Linked DNA regions of Homo sapiens: region 1 is linked to region 2. Evidence: chromatin contacts called from ENCODE POLR2A ChIA-PET data. All regions are on one chromosome and are shown on one strand. Each heading gives the region's core, a stretch centred on a gene start or an enhancer-like site at or near the end of the contact. The rest is flanking DNA. Distances are from core to core; before and after follow the strand shown. Region 1 overlaps SLC25A30 (solute carrier family 25 member 30). Region 2 overlaps GTF2F2 (general transcription factor IIF subunit 2).

Evidence for each region. ChIA-PET counts read pairs that join two places held with the same protein, here RNA polymerase II (POLR2A).
Region 1: POLR2A ChIA-PET joins it to region 2 with 10 read pairs in activated naive CD4-positive, alpha-beta T cell. The contact joins two enhancer-like sites. POLR2A ChIA-PET finds 5 or more read pairs at or near these places in 6 of 52 experiments (AG04450, PC-9, T-cell and 3 more).

What each region holds. Positions count from the first base shown.
Region 1 is chr13:45,401,005-45,406,134 of GRCh38, forward strand. SLC25A30 (solute carrier family 25 member 30) reads right to left here. Exons shown (of 10, transcript NM_001010875.4): 4 at 4,879-4,973; 5 at 3,323-3,408; 6 at 1,271-1,366; 7 at 79-203. Among named protein-coding and RNA genes, the nearest start is that of SLC25A30-AS1, 15 kb to the right of the region's middle. Within about 2 kb of position 1,812, at least 5 of the 41 ENCODE cell types and tissues checked have a DNase peak (open chromatin) inside an H3K27ac peak, as active enhancers do.
Region 2 is chr13:45,165,928-45,170,455 of GRCh38, forward strand. All of the region lies in intron 4 of GTF2F2 (general transcription factor IIF subunit 2), which reads left to right. Among named protein-coding and RNA genes, the nearest start is that of KCTD4, 33 kb to the right of the region's middle. Within about 2 kb of position 2,469, at least 8 of the 41 ENCODE cell types and tissues checked have a DNase peak (open chromatin) inside an H3K27ac peak, as active enhancers do.

The DNA.
Region 1 (5,130 bases), core at 562-3,061, 230 kb after region 2:
AAATATAAGAATATAATACTTTTATAATAAACTTTCTTTAGAATTTCTATAATTTTTTAAAAAAAGCCATGAACATACAGGAAGTGGGTATACACAGTGTCTCCCATCAGGCCTGAGAGAATAAGATGCTTCTTGGTGATGTCATAGACCGGCAGCTCCACACCAACAACAATAGCAGCCCTCTGCGCAGTAAGGGACACACCCTGGGTAAAAATATTAACAATAAAAATGATTCTGATATGCCTCTGTAGAACAAGCCTTGCAAATGTGCAAAGGTTCTAATCCATAAACTATGATCAAGGTTTATCTTTTCCTCTGGGGAGGCAGAAATGTAGAGTGACAGAGCGGAAAAGATCACAGAGCAAGAACTCAAAAACTCTGAAGTCTAATTCTGATGCTGGCATTAACTATATGACCTTGGGCCAGACTTTGGCCAGGACAAGTCACCTCTCAGAGCCTCCAGTTTCCTTCTATGAACTGAGAGATCACACTGGATGATCTTTAGGGGCTATTCTATGAACTGACAAGTCATTAGAATACTAGGAAATAACACTCTACACCACATGCTTGCCTAATAACACAGACTTCAGTTACAAGCCATGAAATTGTATGGATCAAAACACCCAATGGAACTGTAACCTAAAATCCTTCTCCATAAGAATTTAAAAAAAAAAAAAGAGCAAAAGACCAAACAACAACAAAAAAAGTGCTTATCCTTCACACAATATCTTATACATAAATTATTCAAAAGCAACTTTAAAAATCATGACATAGGCCAGGCGCAATGCCTCACAACTGTAATCCCGGCACTTTGGGAGGCCGAGGCAGGCAGATCACCTGAGGTCAGGAGTTCGAGACCAGCCTGACCAACATGGTGAAACCCCATCTCTACTAAAAATACAAAAATTAGCGGGGTGTGGTGGCGCACGCCTGTAATCCCAGTTACTCAGGAGGCTGAGGCAGGAGAATCACTTGAACTCAGGAGGTGGAGGTTGCAGTGAGCCAAGATCGTGCCATTGCACTCCAGCCTGAGCAACAGGGCAAGACTCCATCTCAAAAAAAAAAAAAAAAAAAAAAATCATGACATATTCCTTATATTCCCATTTTATAGATAGGGAAATAAAGAAAGATATTTTCATGGGCAGAAGATGCCACTCCTCTTCCCTTACTCCATTACGACACTTGGATTAAAATTAAGTGATAGAACAAGTAAATTCAAAAAAGGAAAAAAGAACTAAATAAATCAGTTCGATCCATCCTTCTGGCTTACCTTCCACAGTCCTCTTGTCCCCTCTTGCTGGTAAATGTTCATGAAGTTGCCTATCATTCCTCCTTGAATGGTGTTGCTTTGCGCTTGCATCCGAATCTAGAGATTATTTTAAAGACCAACATCAGAAAGAAACTACCACAATCCCACCCACAACCAATGTATACCTCTGACAGTCAGTCCGTCAGTCAGTTGCTTAATAACCATTAGCAAGGAAAAAACTGTCATATAAATACTGCTATGATGCTACCTTAAAATGACTAAAACGTATAAAAATTTATTCTTAGGAACTCTGAGATCTCCAAAAAGCATCTAAGAGAGTCCAGAGTCCTACGTACAGCAGTTCATTAAATGTCAAAAGGAGAAACTGATTTTTGTGAAAAAAGTCTTTCTAGGATAGAAAACAGCATACTTCCCTACTACTATATAGGTGAGAGAAAAGTTAATTTCAAAGGTTTAATCTAATTAATGAGTTATCCAGTGTACCTGGCAGCACGAAGCACAGGCAAGCATAGTTCTTAAATTAGCTGCTCCAAGCCACTACAGTCTCCAGCCAGCTGAACCAAAAGGTATGCAGGCGAGCTAGCCAAGTGACAGCCACATGATACCTGTTACACTCTGTTACACTTTAATTAGTGGAATCCACATGACCAAGATTCCAACATAAAAAGAATGTTTGATGTAGCTCTTTGCATTTTTAAGAATGAAGAAAGATTTTTTACTACAAAATGTGTACCTTATTTTTGTTTAGGGAGCAAATACGTTACCACTAACTTCTAAAAGAACTGTTATTGCCACACGAACGTGGGAAAATAAACCAAGATACAGGAACTGCCTTCCCATAAGGCCTAAGATATAATTAAGAAATTAATGAGAGTACGAATATTTTTCTCTAGCTCTCTTACCCCAACACTGGTAAACTTATGGCAAAGGTACCTTGTATTTCTTCCTTACCCACGAGGTCCCTTTGCTACAATGCATATATAACTGTAGTGTACCCAGAATACTGCAGATGGCTGTAATGCTTGTCAGAATCCCCTATTAGATTGAAGGCTCTCTGAGGGCAGGGTCCTTGTCTTACTCATATTTGGATTCTAACCATGGCGTATACCAACTGGTACAAGATAGAAGCATAGAATACTAGTTAAATAGTGGGGCAGAAAAAGAAAAGAGGGGAAGTAGGAAAGGAATACTCTGTGGGGTTCAAAAAGTAAGTCATTCCTAATTTTTATTTTATTTAATTAGTTGCTTCCAAAAAAGGATTTAAAGATGCTCTATCCCTAGTATTTTCAATAAGGTCTCCTAATGTGTTATGTAATCTAATTGTAGTAATTAAATTTTTTCATCTGTATTTCCTGAAATAAAATTTAACAAAGAAGATGCAGGCCAGGCACGGTGGCTCACACCTGTAATCCCAGCACTTTGGGAGGCCAAGGCGGGTGGATCATGAGGTCAGGAGTTCAAGACCAGCCTGGCCAAGATGGTGAAACCCCATCTCTACTAAAAATACAAAAATTAGCTAGGCACGGTGGCAGGTGCCTGTAATCCCAGCTACTCAGGAGGCTAAGGCAGGAGAATCGCTTGAACCCAGCAGGGTGGAGGTTGCAGTGAGTTGACATCGTGCCACTGCACTCCAGCCTGGGCGACAGAGTGAGACTCCATCTCAAAAAAAAAAAAAAAAAAGATGGATTCAAAAATAGTCATTAATGAGCAGCCTAGATCTGTGCAAAACTTGCAGTCCATCTATATTTAATGAACCAATAAAACAAGGAACATTTTCCGTGAAAAACGAAAATGAAATGCAGTCCAAGCCTAAATAATTTTTTCTCCTCAATCACCGAAATCTTTGTCTCCAAAATGAGCTCTGCTTTTGAGCTCATCTGTATAAGTGGAAAACCCACCTCATGGACCTTTAAAAGTTAGTCTTCATGGCACTTAAATTATAAACAGATTCACATATACACAGATGTTACATTCACAGATTCCATTACCCGAATGTTGTTCTCAATAAGAAAATGTGGAATGTGCCTATAAGATATAGATAGCACAGCTTACTTTCAAAACATCAGTTGGATTAGCAATGGTTGAAGATATGACTCCAGACAGAATTCCACATATCACATTTATCGGTAGAGTTTCATCTGTAAACAATGACACATTATTTGACTCTACATATTTAGAGTTCTTCCCGTGAGAAACTCAACTATAGGTCTAACTTATTTACACATTACTTGTTCACCTTAAGATGTAAAAACATATGCTTCAGGCCGGGCATGGTAGCTCACATCTGTAATCCCAGCACTTTGGGATACCAAGGTGGGGAGATCACTTGAGGTCAGGAGTTTGAGACCAGCCTGGCCAACATGGTGAAACCCCGTCTCTACTAAAAATACAAAAATTAGCTGGACATGGTGGCAGCTGCCTGTAATCCCAGCTACTTGGAGGCTGAGGCAGGAGAATCACTTGAACACAGAAGGTGCAGGTTGCAGTGAACCAAGACCACGCCACTGTACTCCAGCCTGGGCAACAGACCAAGACGCCATCTCAAAAAAATAAAAGTATGTTTCATGAATCAAGTAATTTTAAAAGGATTAGAAATTTCACTAATGAAGGAATTTTGCTTTGCAAAATTTATTGATATCTAAATGTGATTTTATTTTTTTTCTCTTGAGATAGGGTCTCACTCTGTTACCTAGGCTGGAGTGCAGTGGCACAATCACAGCTCACTGCAGCCTCGACCTCCTGGACTCAGGTGATCCTCCCATCTCAGCCTCCCCAGTAGCTGGGACTATAGGCGTGCACCTCCACGCCTGGCTAATATTTTGTATTTTTTGTAGAGATGGTGTTTCACCATGTTGCCGAGGCTGGTCTGGAGCTTCTGGGCTCAAGTGATCTGCCCGCCTCAGCCTCCCCAAAGCACTGGGATTACAGGCACGCGCCACCGCACCCAGCCCCAGTTCACATTTATGTATAAATTCAGACCATCATAATTAAGATGAGCTATATCTGTTAGGACAATAATTCCTATGAGATAACATGACGACTTATTTGGCACAGAAAGTTTTTAAAGCACATCGTATGTATTTAGTTTGAAATATCCTGAAGTATTTCCAAAGCATCTTAGCTCTTGTTCACCACTCTTACATAATAGTGTCTGGTACTCATCCCATTGTGAAAAGAGATGAAGATGGACAGTTCTATGGATCAAAACAAAGCCACAGAACCAAAAAGCCAGAGTATTAGCATTCAGTGTTGTTAATATTAAGAAATGTATTCACTGTTTTCCTGAAAAATAGATGACAATTCATATGATTTTAGCAAATTTTAAGTTGGATGGAATAGTAACAACACATCCCCTGGTCTAGGCATTTTGGAGATGGGGACAACTAATTAAAATGTTTGCAGAGATGGTTCCTTTTCATTATTTCTCCCCTCAATTGAGTTGATAACCAACTTGCTTTCAGCACAATTAACTAAGACTTTACACCCAGAGTTCTTGTAGCAGTAGGAAAGTCACAAATAAGCTGAAGAAAACCTGCTCCAAAACCACTTGAATAAAAAGACAGACAACCAACCTCCTGTCCACAGTGGAAAACAGATTCCCCACTCACCTTCTGGGCGTTCAATGAATAGTCGCTTCAAGCTCTGGTAAGTGCCTATCTTGATGGTGCCATAGGATGCCTGGCGTAACATCGCGGGGGCAATCCTGTTAAACCAATGTACAAAGGGACAAAAGCAATCTAAAAATCACTTAACATCGGCTAGGCAACCCACATGCAGAGTGCCATCCATAATCAAACTACATTCTCTAAAACAATTTTTTTTTTTTGAGACGGAGTTTCGCTCTGTCACCCAGGCTGGAG
Region 2 (4,528 bases), core at 1,219-3,718:
CTCAGCCTCCCGAGTAGCTGGGATTACAGGCGCCCGCCCCTACGCCTGGCTAATTTTTGTATTTTTAGTAGAGACGGGGTTTCACCATGTTGGCCAGGCTTGTCTCCAACTCCTGACCTCAGGTGATCTGCCAGCATCAGCCTCTCAAAGTGCTGGGATTACAGGCGTGAGCCACCACACCCAGCTACTTCAGTACATTCTTCATACAAATTCCTTTTTAGAAAAATACATAACCATAAGGTCATTATGATACCTAAAAAAATTAACAATTCCAAAATATCATGGTAGATCTAGTCACTGGGAACTATGTGATGCTTAAATTTCAGTGTTTTCTGATATTTTTTCCCTTTTAAATACATTCTGTTTTCTGGTTTATGGTCCAACTCTATCAGAAGTCACCATGGATTGCAGTTATATAGGTTATAGCATCCCCTGGTGAAGATGCACTTCGTCAAGTCATTCATGTTACTATGAAGACATGATGCAGTCTTTCTGCAGAACTGTTTGAGGGATTTGGCTGATAAGGAAATGACAGAATAGAAAATTATTTCTGGAATAGTACTGAGGTACTGATGTCAAACTGGAGCCAGTGTTAGGGAAAGTACGAAAGCTGTGTTCACTGAGCTTCATATGGATTGTTTTCAGATTGCATCAAGTTAAAGTTAACAAGCAGATGAGTTTAGAAAGAAAATCTTGTCAATCCACTATGACCAGACTTTAGGGAATAGGGGGCTTTAAAATAAAAGTCAAAGTAAAATAGAAGTAGGTGGTATGAGAATTCGTATGATGAATGGAATAAAAAATGTTATTTAATGTAATAGAGTGAATATGAATAGGGACTATATTGGTATATCCCAGTAGGGACATTATATACAACTTGTATACAAGCCTCAATTTAGAGTATGAATTTCTTCCCTGGAATATTGATAAATAATTGAGAAACCAATTTTGTCTTGAGTTTAAAATCTCTTGAAAGTTAGGTCCATTTATATATCTTTAATACAAAACTGACTAATTAAACATGTTTAAGTTCTGAAAGAAAACCTTATTCTTATATGTTCCTACCAGCCGTTAGACAGCTGTGGCCTGCCCAGAAGCGAAACTCTGGTAGTGGCCAGCACACTTTGAAAGACTGCTCTGTTTAAAAAGAAATGCAGTTGAAGTCTTTTTTTTTTTTTTTTAAAGAACTTCGTGTATGTGTATCAGCCCACAAATTCTTGCTTATACAGACTGTATCATTAGCTATTTCAAAATAATAAAGGGTAAAAAGCCCTACAGACACATACTATACATACTATTTTACTATTTTTTTTTTTTTTTTTTTAAAGATGGAGTCTCGCTCTGTTGCCCAGGCTGGAGTGCAGTGTTGCAGTCTCGGCTCACTGCAACCCCCGCCTCCCTGCCTCAGCCTCCCAAATAAATGTTACTTCAGACTCCTGCCACCACACCCAGCTAATTTCACCCAGCTATTTTTTTTTTTTTTTTTTTTGAGATAGAGCCTTGCTGTGTCACCAGGCTGGAGTGCAGTGGTGCTATCTCAGCTCACTGCAACCTCCGCCTCCCAGGTTCAAGTGATTCTCCTGCCTTAGCCTCCCAAGTAGCTGGGACTACAGGTGCGCACCACCACACCCAGCTAATTTTTTTGTATTTTTAGTAGAGATGGGGTTCTACCATGTTGGCCAGGATGGTCTTGATCTCTTGACGTCGTGATCTGCCCGCCTGGGCCTCCCAAAAGTGCTGGGATTACAGGCGTGAGCCACCGTGCCCGGCCCCCCAGCTGATTTTTGTGTTTTAAGTAGCAATAGGCTTTCACCATGTTGGCCAGGCTGGTTTCAAACTCCTGACCTCAAGTGATCCTCCCACCTCAGGCCTCCCAAACCTCCCAAGTGCTGGAATTACAGGCATGAGCCACCACGCCCAGCCTCACTTGTTTCCCCCCAGTCTAAAAGAACCTTTCTTGAGAATATTTTATGGTTGAAAGTTGTGGCATTTTCTGTTGATAGAGGGAAAAAAAAGTACACCACCCAGTGTTGTTTACAGCTTCAGTTTCTTTTATATAGCTATGCAGAACTTAATGACTATGATGATTTGACACATTTTTTTCCTTACTGTATAATGTGTTATGTGTCAGACTTTTCTTGAGAGAAAGATCTGTACCGTTTAGCAAAGAAAAAAGTCTGGTTTAGAGCACTTCTCAACCCCTTTTCTGCTGCTTCTAGGTGAAGGCTGATGTGTCTTTACATTCACAAGTTTGGGACAGACTCCTATAGATTAGGGGCTGTGGCATAGATGCCCCAGGTGCTGTCAGTGTTCGCCCATAGCCTCTCAAGGCCTTGCCGTTACTGTGCACACTAGCCAACTTTTACATCTCGGCACCTTTGTCTGCCTGAGAGCTTCTCTTGCTGCCAACTACTCTGCCTGCCTGGAGGGCAGGCCAGAAATGCCAGGATTTTAACACTCACTTTGGGAGTGGCGTTCAGCCAATATCTGCCAGGAGTTGTTAGTTGATAAACACCCAGCTCCTTTAATCCTCAGGTAGGGTGACTAAGGCACATATTAAGCAACAGTTGTCCTTAGTAGTATCCAGCTGGTACTGGTTTTCTACACTAATCATTTTATAGGCTCATTTCTTCTTCCTCATTTTTCCAACCCTCAGTGTTTTCTGACAAATAAACTACCTGAACTTTATTTATTTATTTTTTTGAGACAGGTTTTCACTCTGTCACCCAGGCTGTAGTGCAGTGCCCCGATCTCGGTTCATGGCACCCCCTACCTCTGGGGCTCTAGTGATTTCCCCACCTCAGCCTCCTGAGTAGCTGGAGCTGCAAGTGTGTGCCACCACACCTGGCTGGCTTCCTTCCTTCCTTCCTTCCTTCCTTCCTTCCTTCCTTCCTTCCTTCCCTCCCTCTTTCCTTCCCTCCCTCTTTCCTTCCCTCCTTGCTTCTCTCCCTCCTTCCCTCCCTCCCTCCCTCCCTCCCTCCTCCTTCCTTCCCTCCCTCCCTCCTTCCCTCCTTCCTTCTTTCCCTCTTTCCCTCCTTACCTCCTTCCCTCCTTCCTCCCTCCTTCCCTCTTTCCCTCCTTCCCTCCTTCCTTGGTTTCACCCCGTTGCCCAGGCTGGGATTTCTCCATGTTGGCCAGGTTGGTTTCGAACTCCTGACCTCAAGTGATCCGATCGCCTCGGCCTCCCAAAGTTCTGGGATTACAGGCGTGAGCCACTGTGCCCGCCCCTGCTCCAAATTCATAGGTTGAAGTCCTAAACCCAGGTACCTCAGAATGTGACTGTATTTGGAGATAAGACCTGTAAAGAGGCGATGAATTTAAAAAGAGGCAGTGGCAATTGACTGGTGTCCTTATAAGAAAAGGAAATTTGGACACTCAGGAGAGACTGGGGTTGCACATGCACAGAGGAATGACCATGTGAGGAGGCCACAATTGAGTGGCCATCTGCAAGCCCAGGAGCTGAGCCTTAGAAGAAGCCAAAGTTGTAGGCACCTCGATCTTGGACTTCAGCCCCCAGTACTATGAGAAAATACCTTCCTGTTGCTTAAGCCACCCAGTCTGTGGAAATTTGTTATGGCAGCCCCAGCAAACTAATGCAGTGTGATTTAATACTTGTGATTTAGTTTTTTGAACTAAGAAGTCTAGTTGAGGATTTTTAGAAAAATTGATTTTCTTCTTGTGTTTTGCTTTTTTGTTACTAAAATTTTAATTGAAACATAACCTACATTTAAGAAAACAGCACAAATCATAAGTTTATACTGTTGATTTCTCACAAAGTGAACACATCCCTGTAACCACCACTCAGGTAACAAAAGAACATCGTCAGCTATGCTTTGATTTTTGAATCCATGGATCCAGTATCAAATTTTCTAGACTAATTTTTTTTACATGTCTTCAGTAACTTATTCCCTTTTAAATATAGATTACTATTTTTTAACCTTCAAGCATAAGTTTACATGGACACAACCAGTATTGTTTAGAAATGTTGCAATATTAGAAATATTAAGCTTCTTAAGAACTAGGTTTTTAACACAAACCAGAGAGTTATAGTTCCAACATTTATTTTATTTTATTTGATTTTTAATAAGAGACTGGTTATTTATTTATTTATTTAGAGACAAGGTCTTGCTCTGTCACCCAGGCTGGACTGCAGTGCTATGATCTCAGTTCACTGCAACCTCTAACTTCTGGGCTCAAGCGATCTTCCCACCCCAGCCTCCCAAATAGCTGGGACTACAGGCATATACCACCACACCCAGCTAATTTTTTAAAATGTTTTTTGTAGAGACAGGGTCTCATTTTCTTGCCCAGGCTGGTCTCAGACCCCCCCTGCCTTGGCCTGCCAAAGTGTTGGGATTATAGGTGTGAGCCACTGTGCCCAGCTGAGACTGGTTATCTTTGTAACACGCATAGTCTGGTAAATTTATCATTACATGGGCTCCAATTAATTTTTCTTTCTCCCACTTAACATCTTTTAAAATTTTTTTCTGACAAGGCTTAGAAGCAAATAAAAGCTTTTGTGGAAAGT